2 separate regions of the Mus musculus genome follow, and region 2 is linked to region 1. Evidence: chromatin loops called from intact Hi-C (ENCODE). Cell type or tissue: gastrocnemius. All regions are shown on one strand. Each heading gives the region's core, and the rest is flanking DNA. Links, peaks and the distances in the headings are about the cores only.

Region 1 (8,407 bases), core at 208-8,207:
TGCCCTGCAAACTGCTGATGGGCAGTGAAACACAACTTAGGCCAAAAGACAGCAGACAAATGCTCAGGAGTCACACACTTCCACTTGCATGAGAAGACAGAGCTCCCACCTGACACTAGAAACTCCCAGGAGCCCCTGTTCTGGAGACTACAGCGTCTGATGATGGCAAAGACTGGGCAGCTAGCTATGCCTGCATTTGGAAGACTTGCCTGAGGGAATTTATCTCAGTTTTCTTTATTCATTTTTTGTTGTTGTTGTTGTTGTGTTGTTTTGTTGAAACAGGGTTTCTCTGTGTAGCCCTGGCTATCCTGGAACTCACTCTGTAGACCAGGCTGGCCTCGAAGTCAGAAATCCGCCTGCCTCTGCCTCCTGAGTGCTGGGATTAAAGTGTGCCACCACCGACCATATATCTTAATTTTCACGCAGTCAGTGTGACTGGGACAGAGAATAAGGTTCAGGCAGCCAGGGACTCTCACCAGCTGCTGCTGCAGAGCTGTGGACACCATGGTGTGGATCAGCAGTGGCCACGGACGTCTTCACTGGCTCTTCTGTGCTTTGTAGTTGTTCCTCCAATGCCTTAAGTTTATGCTTTAGATTTTGCATTTCTGCTTCAAGGGTCAGAACATAATCTGCCAAGACACGAGGGAACAACACAACACACACTCACAGGCACACTTACACCATTGTCTTACTGCCAAAGCTTCAGGGCTCACGGGCTCTCCTCTGCCCCTGATCTCTCTGCACTCCCCGGGACTCTCTGGACCGACTTTCACTTCTCAGCTTAGCCTCCATGTCTTCTAGGAAGGCTTTGGGATCGGGAGTGAGAATTTGCCTGCCTCCACTCCTATAGGCTTGCTGAATGGAGGGGAATAACTCCCATATCAGGTACTGGTCCCTTAGAAGCAATCATGGTGCCCGCTAAGAACAAGACATAGGTGGGGATGCCAACTCAGTTCTCCCATAAGATGCTCCTCCTGAGGAAGGCCTGCCCGGCAACCCTACTGGCACTGCCACGTCCTGCCCAGCCTGACTGCCTAGAGGTCCCCGTGTCCCCGCCGTTCACTCCTTTTTGCCTCCATCTCTCCCAGCTCACCTGGAGGGGTGGAGTCTCCTCCAGCCTTGGGATCAGGGTCTGCATTTGAACACTCTTCTGGCTGGGCAGGGGGGAGATGACCGCTCAGCATCTCCATCTCTCTCCTCATCTGTGAAACAGCGTTCCGCAGACCTGCATTCTGTTCCTGTAGCCTCTGGATCTCAGTAGATGGAGAATCTGCCCTTATTTCTCCTTCATGCTGCTGAGGAGGTACCTGTCAACCATACATGCAGCAAGGGAGAATTATCAGGGACACAAAAGATGAGGTCCTTTGTTCCAGCTCAGCTTGGAGCCATATCCTCTCCTCCAAAACTGCAGTGTGTTGTAGAACACTACCCTCTCACTGCAACAGCCACCATCTTTATCAGAAAAGCTGCTTATTTGAAAGAGACCCCCTCAAGATCAAGATCAGGCTTGTCAACTGATGACACTTTCTCGAAGGTGGGAATGAAGACCCTCACCTCACATTCTGGCCTCTCCTCCTCGAACCCAGTAGTATGCAGTCTTGTCCTAACTACACACGCCTAGAGATGTGTCAGTGTGTACATAGACTGTAGGAGGTTAACTGACGGCAGGGGCTTCTATCTGTACAGCCATGGGAAAGTCATCGTCCACTCTGGGGCTAAATTGGTGGTATGATTGCTCTAGAGTTCCCCATGTGCCTGTAGGTAGCCACTCAGGCATGATTGTGAGAAAGCCCAATAAACTCTCGGGTCCTCCAGCTGGGCTCTGGAAGAATCATACTTTGGTTTGTCATCAAGCACTAGGTGGAGGAGGTAGAAGCTTGTTTGTTTCCCCAGGGGAAAGTCCCTACAACACAATGAGCCTCCTGTATGCCTCGAGGGCCATGTCGATTTGTGAGGCACTACATGAATGACAGGGTCACTCGGTAGTTGGCTTCTCAGACACAGACAAGGGTCACCGGGTCAGGAAGGAGGAAGAGTGTCAGGGGAGCTCTGGGGGGGGGGGTGACAGTTCAGTCACATGCCTATATTTACTGCACCAAAGGCTTTATGAAATCTTTTAATTTTTAAAAAAGATTGACTGACTGACTGATTTGTTTATTTTTATTATTATTATTTTGAGACAGGGTTTCTCTGTATAGCCCTGGCTGTCCTGGAACTCACTTTGTAGACCAGGCTGGCCTCAAACTCAGAAATCCACCTGCCTCTGCCTCCCAAGTGCTGGGATTAAAGGTGTGTGCTACCACTGCCCGGCCAAGATTTATTTATTTTAATTTTTTGTGCATTGGTTTTTTGCCTAGATATATGTCTATGTGAGGTTGTTGGATCCTCTGGAACTGAAGTTACAGACAGCTATGAGCTGCCATGTAGGTTCTGGTAATTGAACCTAGATCCTCTGGAAGAACAGTCAATGCTCTTAACCACTGGGCCAACTCTCCAGCCCTGACTTTATGACTTCTATGAAGTTTTAGAACAGTAAGACAATTCACTGGGTAGAACACAGCTGAAAACAGGAACTACAGTTGCAACAGAAAGCATCCAAACAGGTCAGGTGAGCAGAGCCCCTAGGCCTGGGACAGCATGAGGTGCAGGGAAAACTGACACTCAGAGCAAAAAGGAAAGAAAAAGCAGCTCTGCATGCCCAGAGATGTTCCAGTACCCATCAGTGCAAACTGAGGCTCAGTTACCAGCCTCTCTGGTCATAAGCCAAGGAAGACCCAGCACAGGAGATCCGAGCCAATCTTCTGAGGAAGAGACACACATGTGTCCAACACCACATTTAAAAAAAGATTATTTTTATGTTATATGTATGAGTGTTTTGACTGCAAATATGTATATGCACCACATGTATGCACTATCCACAGAGGCCAGAAGATGGCGCTGAATACCAGGAATTGCATGACAGATGGATGTGAGCAGCCGTGCGGCGCTGGGGACTGAACCCAGGTCCTCTGCAAGAGTGGCAGGAGCAAGAAGTGCTCTGAATTGCTGAGCAACCTCTCCAGCTTCCTAGCCACACCATTTTAACCATGCTTGTGAACAATCTAACAACCTGGCAAGAAAATGACTCAGCACATTAAAGCATGTTACATGACATGCATTCAGATTTTGTTTCTAAGGGATCTCTATGGGGTAGAAATATTTATGGTAGAATTAAAGGAAAAGACAAACTTCCTAGTAAAATGCTCAGCAGAGGCTCAGCCCTCAGACACTGCCCTGCCCCCTGCACTTCTGTCCCCTCATCCCATGACATGTTCAGCCCATTCAGCCCGTTCCATTCACGTCTGTCTGCCTACTTCCCAGGCATGTGGGTTTCAGGAAGTACCGTTAGGGAGCACCCCTTCCCTCCACTGACAAGTGCAGCCCTTCCGAGGCTGAGCTACGTTGGGTCTGTTCTAGGCCTGCATTATCTCAAAGATCCTCTCACTACAGCGCTAACATCCCATCCATCCATCCCACCCTTCTAAAATTACATTCTCTATGTGTGTGTGTGTGTGTGTGTGTGTGTGTGTGTGTGTGTGTGTGTGTATACATGCCACAGCCTGCACATGGAAGTCAGAAGACAGCTTTGGAGAGTTGGTCCTCTCCTTCCACAATGGGTCCTGGGGATCAAGCTCGGGTCTTCAGGTTTAGCAGTAAGCATCCTCACCCACTGAGGCACCTCACTAGCCCAACTAGAGCTTCTTAAGTTGCTGTAAATTGTTTTTTCACTCCTAGAACGAAGTTCTCATGTCTCTTACCCTGAGCCCCAGCTTGCCAGTGCTCGTTTTTAGCCAGACTGGCTGAATGTGCAGCCTGTGGCTGTAACCTTCTAGCCCAGCCTGAGCTCACCCCAGCTCTTACCCCGGACGGGAAGGGCCATCTCGGTTCTCTGCACCACCCAGCCTCCCCGCTATTATGATGACTGGCTGATTCCCCCTCTCTGGCAATGAACAGCACAGTAGCCAGGCCAGGAAACCTGGCGAGAACCTCTGTGAAGCACGGAAAAGCCTGGTCACCCCATGCTGCCTCACATCTGTGACACCAAGCTGGCTAAGAGCCTCTTCTGGCCTCAAGCCGGCTACATCTTCTCCCTCTTAGGATCCCCGAGGTGACAACTGAAACATAAGAGCTACCCTTCTGATCTGCCCTAGATTATGAGTAATGTTCCCACATCACATGTGCCAGATGGGAGCCTGTAAAACGGATGTCACACACAGCCAATCACTGTGTGCTGAGGAAGCCTGTGGTAAATTTGGTGTCAGTCTTTGGTGCAGCACAAGCTCCTGGCTATCCAGAGATAGTCCCTAGGTGCTCCTAGTGGGGCCTGAAGGAGGCTCCCAGGCAATAACATGAAGGCAGCATTTCCTTTGCTGACTTCCACGGCTCCCCAGTAGGGCAGGCTAGGCAACCCTCACCATTCAGTTCAAAGTTTTCTATAATGCTGACAGCGAGGAGCTGGTGAGGGCTTCTCCCTCCTGAGCCCTGGCCCATCACTCTATTCCAAAGCTGTACCTAGGCTTTCGTCTGCAGGCAGATTCTGGGAACTGTACTGGCTGCTTTGGTTGTTGGGACACAGCCAGATATTGTGTCCAAGATCAAGGGTACACTTGAGGAGGTGGGTGGGGTATGGGCTGTTCCTGACTATAGAGCACACTTCTGAAGTTTATTGTTTACTTAACAAAAACCGGGCAACTGATAGGCCTTGCTGACCTGCTTAGCTGGTACTTGGAGACAAATGTATTCTTTTGATTGCCAGCCTAGGGAAAAGTACAAGAAAGCTTCCAGTAAGGGGCCATTGATGAGAATAAGTGCTTTTTCTTCTCTCATCTGTCTACAGTTTTTCCTGTGCTCAGTTTGAGAAGCGCTTCATATATGACTTCACAAAAGCCTACGGGATGGGGTGAGAGGTCCGTGCGTCCCAAAGGCCATCTACCCCTCATCAGCCTCTGATTCTTGTGGCAGAAATGTGAGCAGAGCTGCTCGGGTGTCCTCAGTGCTCCAGCCTTGGGGCAGCTCACCTCATGGGCCCCAGGAGGGTCAGGAGGATCTTCAACCAACTGTTCTGCCATGGGCCAAGTTTGGGAACTGCAGTGTGTGAGAACTCAGAGGGGAGATGTGTTTTGTTGGCAATCTGCTGCTCAGACTTGGTATCCCACAGCATGGCTAAAGGCAAGCAGCCACTGCTAGCTGCCAGCACCAGGGCCATCCTGGGCAGTCACTTCCAGTATGAACACTATCGCCTTGTGCCTTCTGCCTACTCATTGTGATCTGGGAACTTGGCCTTTAATGGAAGGACAGCTTTGTAGGAGAAAGACAAGTCTGAGGCAGGCATCCCTCAGGAAGGGCCCGAAAGAACATCAGTATCGTTACTCCAGAGAACTGGAGAGTGACCTTTTCATAAAGGGGCAGGTGTTTGATACTGGAAAAAAAAAAGACCATGTGATGGAAAGTTTTATGTCAGCATGATACAAACTAAAGTCACCCGAGAGGAGGGAACCTCAGTTGAGAAAATGCCTCCATGGGATCAGGCTGTAGACAGACCTGTAGGTCATTCTCTTCATTATCGATCAATGGGAGAAGGCACAGCCCATTGTGGGTGGTCCTGGGTTCTATAAGAAAGTAGAATGAGCAAGCCAGTAAGCAGCACCCCTTCATGGTCTCTGCATCATTTCCAGGTTCCTGCTCTGCCTGACTTCCTTCAGTGGTGACCAGTGGCATGGAAGAGTAAGCCAAATAAACCCTTTCCTCCCCAACTTGCTTTGGTCACAGCCACAGGAACCCTGAGTAGGACACACCATTAAAGAAGGTCCTAAGAAGGGGTCGCACTAGTGAAGCCTTATCTTCAAATGGACACCGATTAGGAGAGCCCAACGAGAGCCTGCTGAGAGCTAGCCCCAGCTAAGCTTTATCCGTTTTTTGTTGTTGTTGTTGTTTTGGTTTTTCAAGACAGGGTTTCTCTGTGTAGCCCTGGTTGTACTGGAACTCACTCTGTAGACCAGGCTGGCCTCCAACTCAGAAATCTGCCTGCCTTTGCTGGGATTAAAGGCGTGTGCCACCACTGCCCGGTCTCTGTAGGAGTTTCTTACAGCTTCTTCGGGAACATCCGGCCATAAGCTAGGTTCAAACAGCACTATATTCTCTCCTGCTCTGCAGGCCCAAAGCCTGACATCACACTGTGAGGAAAGCTGTGCTGCATCTGAAGGCTGCAGCGGATCTGTTCCAGGGCTTGTCAGAATCTGGTGTTCCTGGGCTTGTAAATTTGTCACTCTAGTATCTCTGCCTTGCCACCAACATGGCCATCCTGTGCATTTATGTGTCCTTCCCTCTAAGGACAGTAGAAGCAGGGTCAAGGATCAGGGGTCAGGGCCACTCTGCCTCCAGCGTGGCTCATCTTAACTCACTACACCCTCAGCAATACAATCTCAGTGAGTCATATTCTGAAGTCTTGGGGTCAAGACTTTAACCTGAGTTTTGTGGGGAATGCAACTCAGTCCACAGGCACCCTGTAACCAGTGTCTGGCTATCGTCACCATGGAACTACTAGGCTCCACTTTGTGGAGGGAAAACCACCTTCTCCATCTCATGTTGCTCAGTAGTTGCCATGTATGAAGTCATGTGTCTTTGGAGAGAATTTTCACTTTTTTTTTTTTTTTGAGACAGGGTTTCTCTGTGTAGCCCTGGCTGTCCTAGAACTCACTTTGTAGACCAGGCTGGCCTAAACTCAAAAATCCGCCTGCCTCTGCCTCCCAAGTGCTGGGATTAAAGGCGTGCACCACCACACCCAGGGAATTTTCACGTCCTACTCAGGACTTGATGATGGAAAGGTCCCAGGCCAGTGAGATGGCTCAGTGGGTAAGACCACTTGACGTGAAAGTCTGGAACATGCATGGTGGAAGGAGAGAACCAATTCCCTAAAGTTGTCCTCCGACTCCACCCAGATGGCGTGCGCACATAATCACACACACAGAAACACAAAATAAATAATATAATAAATAATAATAATTAAAAAGGCCCCATGACTGCATCTTGAAATGTGATTCTGAATATTTGACAGTACGCTCAATTTTTCAAGATTGGCACCACAAACCAATGAGATCAATAAAAGAGGAAGCACTATCTTGTATTTTTAAAATGAAGGCAAGGCAGTGCATGCCATCCTAGCACTTGGGAGGCAGAGGCAAGCAGTTCTCTGTGAGTTCAAATCCTCAAGAGTTTAACACAGTGGTGGGGAATACTTTTAACCCCAGCACTTGGGAGGCAGAGGTACACAGATCTTTGTACATTCAAGGCCAGCCTGGTCTACAGAATGAGTTCCAGGATAGCCAGGGCTACACAGAGAAATCTTATCTTGAGAAAAAAAAAGTTCAGTGCCCTATATAGTGAGTTGCAGGACAGCTAGCTACATAGTGAGTCTCTGTCTCAAAAAACAAACTAACAGACCAAACCAAACCAACAAAAAATAAACAAACCCAAAAGAACCACAAAGCAAAGCAAAGCATCTGGGTTCCTGGTTGGTGGTGATCTGGTTGGTGGTGATGTGATGCTAAGAAGCTGGTATTCCAGCTTCACCCTAGAGCCTGTGTTAACTCTGTCCTCTTAAGCCTTCCTGCTACTTTCTGCTCCAATAGCCAAGAGGCTGCCACCACTACTCACATGCCTGCTTTTCGTGCAGCTATAGCTCCCAGCCGAGAGTACACACAGCCAGCCAGTCTCCTGTGGTTGGACAATTCCCAGGAAGCTAAGATGGGGTCTTTATAGATGCACCGTGACTTCATGTGCTGCTCATGCGCAACACAGGGAACAAACTGCTTCTGGGCTGTGTGCCTCGCAGGACAGTGATATGACTGCGTGCAGTGATGGGTCACTTTCATTTATTTGTGGTGTTGGGGCTCAAGTCTAGGCCTTCGGTCATGCAAGGAAGTGCTCCACCTCTATAGCCTTGCCTATTTAACATCTTCCAGTTTGTTTTTGAGAGAGAACCTTATGAAATCCAGACTAGCCTTGAACTCACGATTGTCTTCCCTCAGTTGCCCGAGTACTGAAATTACAAGTGTGTGCCACCACACCTGCCTAAATCTTAAATAGTGTGTGTGTGTGTGTGTGTGTGTGTGTGTATGTGTATTATATGCTGGTGTGTGCCACGTGAGTATCGATTTGTCCATGTGTTACTGTATGGAGTCAACAGGCAACATCAGATGACTTCTGCATAACTTAGGACCTGGTGCTGGTGAGATGGCTCAGCGGTTAAGAGCACTGACTGCTCTTCCAAAGGTCCTGAGTTCAAATCCCAGCAACCATATGGTGGCTTACAACCATCCATAACAAAAATCTGATGCCCTCTTCTGATGTGTCTGAAGACAGCTACAGT
Region 2 (8,407 bases), core at 310-8,309, 66 kb before region 1:
GTAGGGGTTGCCGCAATGTCATTGAGCATGCTCACAAAGGCCAGGTCCTGGCTGTGCTGGCGGCCCTGTTCCAGCAGGTCCTGCACTGCCTCTAAGGTGCGTCCACTGGCGTGCAGCAAATGGGGAAGGGCAGCGTGTGCAGTGGGCGCAGGGGCCTGCCGTGTGTTGGGCTGGAGGATGACATGAACATTGGAGCCTCCGAAGCCAAATGAGTTGATGCCCACGTTGCCACCACGAACAGGCAGGGGCCTATCGACCACCTGCAGCCGCCCATCAAGAAGTGCTGGGATCTCAGGGTTGGGGTTGTGGAAGTGCAGGTTAGGGGCCCAGACCCCATGCTCCAGGGATAACAGCACCTGCAATAGAACACAGTTACTGGGCAGCTGTTCCCACCAAGTGTGGCTATCTACCTCCCCTGGGCCCGTGACCTGTGTGTGGTACTGAGCACCAAGACCCTTGTCCTCTGACCTTGTTTTTTTGTGTCATCTAGGGTGCATGTCTCCAAGTTGAGGAGCCGTAGGCCTGAACACACAACCCCCCCAAGCCAGGCCCAGAAGCCCAAACAGATGGGTCATCGAGACAACCACACATCCCCCAATGTAGAAGCAAGCTGAAGGTCCCAACAAGTGGACAGGCAGGTGTGCAAGGTCACCCAGCAGGAAAGGGCACGCCATAGCAGATGTTGGCTCAATCCTCCCTCACCTCAGAAGGAGGCCTAGATACTTCTTCAGAACTGTACCTTTCCTTTTTGCAACCAAATTTTCCCTTTGGCCAGAAGCTATATAAGTCGGCACATCTACCACAGGGAACGTGCCATAAGGGTAGCCCCATGCTCCCACGGTACAGTCAAAGGGCCAGCTGGTAGGCAGGCAGGAGCCCCAAGGTAGGCCAAGTAATGGTTACACTACACAGCTATCCACATAACAGGGACTCTTGACCCAGAGCCCAGTCTGCTCACCTTGGTCAGGGCTGCAAGCCCAGAGGCAGGCTCAGGGTGTCCCATGTTGGATTTGGTGGAGCCAATTAACAGAGGGGCCTGGCGGAAGGCGCACAGGGACCGAGTAATGCCATTCAGTTCCTGGGGGTCACCCACCTGCAGGGGACAGAGTAGGTTAAGGCTGCAGCCGGAAGGACCTCTAACAAGGGTAGAGGAGTCACAGGTATGGGTCAGAAAGGGCTTTCACCTTGGTGCCCGTGCCATGGGCTTCAATATACTCAAGCGACTCCGGGGCCAGACCAGCTGGCTGATACAGAGAGCAGATGAGTTGTTCTTGGACTTCTCCAGAGGGGAATGTTACACCTACGGTAGATGGGTAGTGGTACGGTATGGTATGAAGCCTTGCATGCCCCTCTTCCCCATTTCTTATGATCCATGCTCTTTCTTTTCCCTCCATGCCCACCTTGCTCCTTGCTGCCATCTGTATTGGTGCCGGCATTCAGAATCGTGGCATAGACCCGCCGAGCCAGGGACTTCTTAGTCAGCAGAACTGCTACAACAGCCTCAGAGCGACAATATCCACTCCCTAGGGTAGGTCAACACCTCAGCTAGGTGCTCTGGGGTGATGGGGTGTGTGTGTTGTGAGTCTATACATGTGTGCGCCCATCAGAAGCCAAGACACCACACTCAGGGTACAGGCTGGAGCCCTGCAAAGCAGAGCCTAATGATCGCTCCCCAGGCCACCCTTACCTGAATCATCAAAGGATCTGCAGGTGCCGTCCGGGCTGAGCATGCCCAGCTTCATGAACTGCACAGAGGTGTTCGGCTTCAGGAGCAGGTTGATCCCACCCACAAGGGCCGCGGGGCATTCCCCACTACGGATGGCCTGGTAGGCATTCTGTAGTGCCAGCAAGCTGGAGGAGCAGGCTGTGTCCAGGGCAATGCTTGGTCCTGTGGACAAGGGCAGATGCTGTCCCACACCGCACCCCCCGCACCCCGCTGGGGCCTTGAGTACCCCACTCAGCGTTCCCCCAGGAATAAGGAAGTCCTAAAGGGTTGTCTAGGTGAATGCACTCATGCAGCTGGGCCCGTGCCCAAGGCTGGGCTGCCCACCCACCTTTGAAGTCGAAGAAGAAAGAGAGCCGGTTGGCCATCATTGCACGCTGGCAGCCCACCATGCTGTAGCCCAGAAGCGTCTCGGGATCTCTGCTAAGGGCCTCGGATGCCTCTGAACCACTCACACCCACCCAGACGCCAGTGTTCGTTCCTCGGAGTGAGGCTGGGTTGATACCTGCCGGGGGCAGCAAGAGCCACACAGGCTTGGGTGAGAGAGATGCCATCAGGGGCCACAGTGAACCTCTAAGGTCTGGGTCAGGCAGCAACCCATAGGAGGCCATAGGAAAGACAGAGAACAGCATTGTCTGAAGGCAACTCCCTTGGCCTCTGGTGTTACTGGTGGGTCTCAAGAGGCTGCTGGCCAATGAGTTCTCTAGTGCCAAGGGCAGCCTGCCCTGGGACAGGCTGTGATAAGGAGATACAGGAACACAAAGGCCAAGTGTCCAAGCCGGGAAAGCAGAGGACCGTGGGTAACCCCCTGGGAGCTGTGCCCAGCCTTTGATAGAGCCTGGGCAGCCAGACAGGTCCGAGGTGAGGGCCTTCATTTTCACCAAGGGCTCGCTGGTCTTATACCATACCCCAGGGCAGTTGTGCATCAAGCTGTCTATCAAGTATAGGGCTAATTAACATCTCCCAACCTGAAGCGCACCCCCACCATACCAACCCACACTCGCTGCCCACTATAGGGCCTTCTATCCCTGGGGGCACATCCATGTCCCAAGCAGTAGGATCCAGAATAAGAGACAGCCAGTGGGACAGGGTTGTTGCCAAAGCTCGAGGCTGAGCCCCTGCAGAGCTACCTGCTGTAAGCCCCGCCCTCAGCCCAAGAACAACCAGACATTGGGGAGTGAGGAAACTAGGGTAACAGGGCGCGCCTGGGACACTTCTAGTGTGCGGTTGTGAAACTGTGCCCTGCTCAGGGCCCCCGCCTCCTGAGCCACCGGCCCTGTATCAGGATTGGGGACATAGCTAGAGAGACCCATGCCAGGCCTGTCTCTGAGCCCTTGATGTCTCAAGAGCCAAAAAGATATTATTGTTGCATCTCCTTTTCCTTTTAACAGTACCAGGAATGAAGTCCAGGTTCTTGCACACACTAGACAAGTTGCGCTACCACTGAACTATGTCCCCAGCCCTCATTACAGTATGTTCTAAAAAGGGTAGGAATTCCCCAACAACCCACCTCCATCCACAATTGCTTCATAGCTGACTTCCAACAGCAGCCGAAGCTGGGGGTCCATTGTGTGTGCCTGCTTGGGGTGGACCCCAAAAAAGGAGGCGTCGAACTTGGAGAGATCCTTCAGCTTTCCAGACCGCTTGGGTAATCCATAGAGCCCTGAGGAACATCACAGCCTCTGAAGCCAGGCTCCCAGAGAGTGACCCAGACTCACTGCTAGTGAGGAGTCCCAAAACAGCCACATGTGGGTGACCCAGAGCCAACCCTGTAGGAGGTGAGGCTGGCGACTGGGAGACCCTCTGCCTGCTCCCAGGCTGGCCAGGCCAGCCCAATGCTGACTCACACCTGTCCATCAGGTAGAGCTGCTCTGTGGCTCTGTTAGAGCCCATTGGGTGTGAGAGTCATCTTAGACACCATCTGCCAGCTCAGGGCACAGGCTGCAGATGAGATATCCAAAGGGCCAGCCCCCTTCTATGATCCACCTTTGGTGTCCTCCACGAGGGATCAACCAAGTCACCTGTCCCTTTTCATTCTGACCGGTTCTCAACCTCACAGCTAGCTCTACAGGGAGTTCCCTGTCTCCAGAAGTGCCTTGGTCATAAACTCTCAGACCATCCTGCTGCATGATCCCGAGGGGACACTCACCAGCCTTCCATCTCCTGTCATCATCTGTGACCATGTCCACACCACCAATGAGGTTGGCCCAGAACTCCTGTAGGTTCTCTGACTCGGGCAACTTCCCCGACATACCGGCTATCACCACCTCCTCCATGGCTCTTCTCTGTGGGGGAAGATAGCATGGTGGGTCTCTCACAGTCATTCCCAGCTACAGCCACCTAAATCCACAGGTAGCACACCTCAAGACTTTCTGAGAGCAAGGGCTCAGAAAGCCCCCAGTGGAAACTAGCAGAACTCAGCTGTAAACAACGGATGAGCTGAGTGCTTAGGTCTCCTTGCACTGATAGCTACTTCTGAGATTGTCAGCCCTTCCAGGGTAGACACTTGACCTGGCCTGACCCTACCATGTTTTGCCAGAGCTACCTGGGACCATAGGATCTCCAGTTGCCTACTGGATGCTCCATCCCAGGCTAGTCAAATCAGGAACTTGCAAACAGAAGTGGGGCTTCAAGAAACAGGGTCTGGGGCACTCTCACCTTAAGCCACGGGGAAGCCAGCGCGCTTCCCTTTCACGAAGAGGGTGGAGACTGACTGCCGTTCAGTGCCAGCCAGGACGCCAGGCTTGGTTAGGACCCAGAGGGAACAGGCCCGACAACTAGTGAGTGCCCAGGCCTAGCAGGGCTGAGGCAAACCGATCCCCTGCCAATGGACCCTTTCAGCAAGGTCCGACCTGGAATACTACTCTCAGCTTGGTGCGGTTAGGGGAAAGGTGAAGCCTCTCGCCATCTGGTCGAACACTTTGTAACCTGGCCGAGGCAGCAGAAGGATCTGCTAGATCCTCCTGTCCCTAAGGCACTTGCCCAGGGCAGTTCAGGCCTTGCAACCGTAGTCCAACGAGAAGGCTTCCGTGCCACCCAGCCGGTGAGGCCTGGATGGTCTGATGACTTCCGCTGAGGCCCCTGGGGCCTCGTGCGCACCCAGACCCGCATCTGCCTTCTCCAAGCTGAAGCCCGGGTACCACCGCGGCCTCCTGCGCCCTGCCAAAGCCGCCCAGTGCGAGTGAAGGCCCCGGCCCCATCCACGAGGCGCCCAGACTCCTGCACCCGGTTGGCGCGGCGCCCACGTGACAGCGGCCCGCCGCGCTGGCTCTCCGCACACCCCTCCCGCGCCCCTCTCGGCCTGATCGCGGAGCTCAGCCCGGTGGCTGGCTGTCGGAGGGGCGCGGCGGCGCTTTTGTGAGCGCAGGGGTGCCGAGGATGGGCGCCCGCCTATCCTTCCACTGGAGCCGTGGCATCCCGACACCGGCCTGCCGCCCCGGAACCCCGAACGCAGCGGCGTACCTGTCTGGGCTCTGGAGGCAGACGACAAGCGAGGAGCGCGGCAGGCGAACTGGACGGGACGCCGCTGCCGTCTCTCTGGCTCCCTCTAGGCCGCGCCGGCGCTATTTAAACCGCGGCCATCCCCGCGCGGCCACGCCACATGGGCTGACAGCTTGGCTGCGCCGCCCAGGCCAATGAGCGTCGGGGCTGCGCCCCGGGACCCGGCGCGCCGCCGCCGGTGGGGTGATGCCCGCGCGCGCCGCCCCCAGCCGGGACCCTGCACGGGCGCGCGCTGGAGCACAAGGAACGCGCAGCCCCCGCCTGCTTCCGTCCCCGCCCCCGGCCTCGCGCGGGCCACGCGGGGCTCATCCCGACGCCCTCATCTCTGTCCTCCCACCCCCACCCCCTCGCGGCCGGTGCCAGGTGTGCACTGTGCGCGCGCAGTGTGGGTCGGGCGTGCTTGGTCACACTGGAAACTCTGCACTGAGGAGGACACCAGGGCCACGCGGGGGGACAGGTCCGTGTCGCTGCGATTCCACGCCGCGATCGTAGCGCGCGCGGAACCGAGGGGCGTGGCCTGCTCCACATCGAAACCAATTGGACACCGAGGCCGTTCTCGGTGGCCCAATGGCGGCGCGCGGGTGGGCGTTGCTAGGCAATAGGGTGATGGGCCGGCAACAGCGGCAAAGCACTTCGCGGGCCCCCGCGCAAGCGCGGTCGTTGACCCTGGCGGAGGGCGCCTCAGGCGGGGTTACTACCGGTCATCGTGGCCCAGCTTTCTCGGACTCCCACCCTCTGTGGCCACCTTGGAGACCAGGATGCGGGCAGGGACGGGAGCAGTAGGCAGGATAGGGAACACTGACGGGCGCGTGTGGCGGCCTCCGGAGTCCGCTCAGTGTCCAGGCGCGGCCATCTGGCGAGCGGGATACCACCCCTCCCCCGCCTGGTGGGAACAAAGGAGCTGCTGCGCGCCTCCCTGAGTTTCCGGGACCCTCTCCCTCCCTCCCTTTAAATTCCTCTTTTCAAAGGGTTATCGAATTTGGGGGCGGGGGATGACAAAACTCACCGTCCAAAAAGACACAGACTTCTCAGGGTTGGGTCCCTTGAGTGCCTAGAGAGGTTGTTCCCTTCCCTCCTGTCCTTCCACTACAGGCCCAGGCCACTAAGACTGACCTCCTTATGGGGTAATGGCCCGGGAGTGGGGGGGAGGGGGAAGGGGGCTAGTGTCAGTGGTCCTTGACTGCAAGTCTATAGCAAAAGCCAGAGCCTCAGAGCCTTGCTTGTCAACCCTGGCTTCTAGCTTCTCCAACTTGGCTATCCACCCAGGCTTTCTGTGGAAGGAGGCTAAGCAGGGACCCTGAAGGGCAGCCTATAGGACTGGCAGGTGTATTCTGCCCATAAGCTGGCTTGCCCCCAAGCTCTCCCATTTTGCCCCTATGCCTTTGTGGGTGTCTTTGGGTTTCAGGGCCAGCCTAGGAAAGTTTTACAAAAGGCCTGTACACATACTAGCCAGAGCAGTCCCACCCCAGCTCCTGGTGCCTTGAGATAGGTCATGTTTGCCTTCTCACTGGCCAGGCTGCTGGCCAACCCTAAGTGGTCAGCAGAGCTCTGCCCTCTGCAGCTGTCAGGGTCTCAGCTGGAGGAGATGTAACCCAGGGATGCAGAGTCTGGGCCGTGCACAGAGCAGGATGCTGAGGGCAGAGCAAACTTCTCTGATCATCTTTTCACCAAAGGAAGTTGCATGGCTACATCTCAGAAACACGTGACAAACAAAGTGGATTGCCAGATGTGGATATGAGAGAGCCACGTCAGGATGGCCTGCCATGGCCCCTGCCAGTCGTGAAAACAGCACAGTGTACCTAGGTGGGCTCTTGTAAAAGCATCCTATGGCTCTCTCTTTGCATATGCACCTTGAGAGCTACCTACTACAGACCCACAGCAGGAGTGATCTGCAGATGTCTGCTACCTAGGCCTGAGTTATTCAACTGGCATCCAAGACCACATTACTGAGTGTGGGCTTCCCTGTAATGTTGTGATGGCCCACCATGTGAGCCAGCCAGCCTGGAATCACTGTCAGGATTTTACACACAGAGATGCAAAAATGAAGCTGCAAGAGTCACATGATTAGTCAAGGACACACAACAACCTGGACCTGGGAGCTGCCTGGACCCTGCAGCCCTGTGTGTCTGATACCCAGCAAGGCTAAGGCCATGGGCCTCTTTAAGTCATGCTATGGACAGGAAGTGGTCAGGCAGGTCTCATGAGGTTTTCAGTAGGCAGATGGGTCTGGTTCCGAGACTGGGCCTCTGGGTGGCCAGGCCCATGCTCCCGGGAGGACCTCTCATACAGTGTTCCTTGGGGACATACTTTGCAGGTGGCCACTCTATTCTGCCCACCAGGCTCTGGAGGACAGTGTCACCGACAGGGCGAGTGCACAGTGGCTGTGGGTGGTGACAGGCAGGGGGCAGAGGCCAGCCCAGGATCCAGCCTGCATTCCCCAAGTAGGACAAGACAGACAACTTCACAGGCCAAACAGATGGAGGAGGCTTTAATTGCTCTTTAGCATCAGAAAGGCCATCATTTGGGATGCTGTCCTGTGCTCACAACCCACCTGTATACCATGTGTATTCTCACTCCCAACTTGTATAACCACAGGCCCCACGTACAAGGTGGAGCCCCTGTGCAGTCTCCTGCAGGAGGCTGAGACTTAGTCCTTGAGGTTGTAGTTGCGGATCCTAGAGGGCCGCTGCTGCTGGCAGTTTGTAGGTTTAGCTGGGTGAGACTTGCTGGGTCTGGGGGGTGTGGCTTTTGGCTGAGCTTCCATCTTTAGCCCTTTGACAGCAAAGGCCTTTTGTATGGGGACAGGGCTCCGGTTGACCTTTTGGAAACAGCTGGGTCTTGAAGGTGCTGGACACTCTACAGGCAAGAAGTAGAAAAAGATGTAGGTTAGGAACATGGGAAGGGTATGTGCTCAGAGTTGGTCATGTCATAACAACCTGTAGGGACTCATATTCTGTTTTTCTTTGTGAGAGCCTATACAGGCCAGCAGGCCCTCCATAGTGACCTAGCACTAGCCAGTGGCAGCAACTGTGTTGGGTCCTGACTAGGGTGCAAGAGGTGTGTGTGGGCATGGGCTTCACATATTTTCAACTGATCCTAGGCCTGCCTCTCCCCTAGCACACAGAAATCTGGGCTATGGAAACAAAAGAAAGCAAAAACCAAAACACCCTGAGATGCTGTGAC

What was found. Peaks named below come from ENCODE experiments on the same cell type or tissue, not always from the same donor. Only the 100,000 strongest peaks of a DNase experiment are listed, where the experiment ranks them.
Region 2: a loop joins it to region 1, with 2.1 times the contacts of the local background. A loop is called at or near these places in 11 of 42 quality-filtered maps.

What each region holds. Positions count from the first base shown.
Region 1 is chr11:120,884,757-120,893,163 of GRCm38, forward strand. Ccdc57 (coiled-coil domain containing 57) reads right to left here. Exons shown (of 19, transcript NM_027745.1): 11 at 1,094-1,307; 12 at 477-629. Among named protein-coding and RNA genes, the nearest start is that of A430102A20Rik, 44 kb to the right of the region's middle. In gastrocnemius, for the core only: a CTCF peak has its summit at 2,932 (motif pointing right); DNase peaks (open chromatin) are centred at 2,951, 4,033, 4,544 and 5,182; H3K27ac peaks cover 1,565 bases.
Region 2 is chr11:120,818,845-120,827,251 of GRCm38, forward strand. It overlaps Fasn (fatty acid synthase), which reads right to left and starts at 5,703. Exons shown (of 43, transcript NM_007988.3): 1 at 5,186-5,703; 2 at 3,873-4,008; 3 at 3,234-3,386; 4 at 2,055-2,228; 5 at 1,688-1,888; 6 at 1,401-1,523; 7 at 1,185-1,300; 8 at 959-1,093; 9 at 1-356. The coding sequence starts at 3,999. It overlaps Ccdc57 (coiled-coil domain containing 57), which reads right to left. Exons shown (of 19, transcript NM_027745.1): 19 at 7,698-8,080. The coding sequence ends at 7,872. In gastrocnemius, for the core only: a CTCF peak has its summit at 5,271; DNase peaks (open chromatin) are centred at 922, 1,999, 2,845, 3,521 and 5 more places; H3K4me3 peaks cover 3,516 bases; H3K27ac peaks cover 4,539 bases.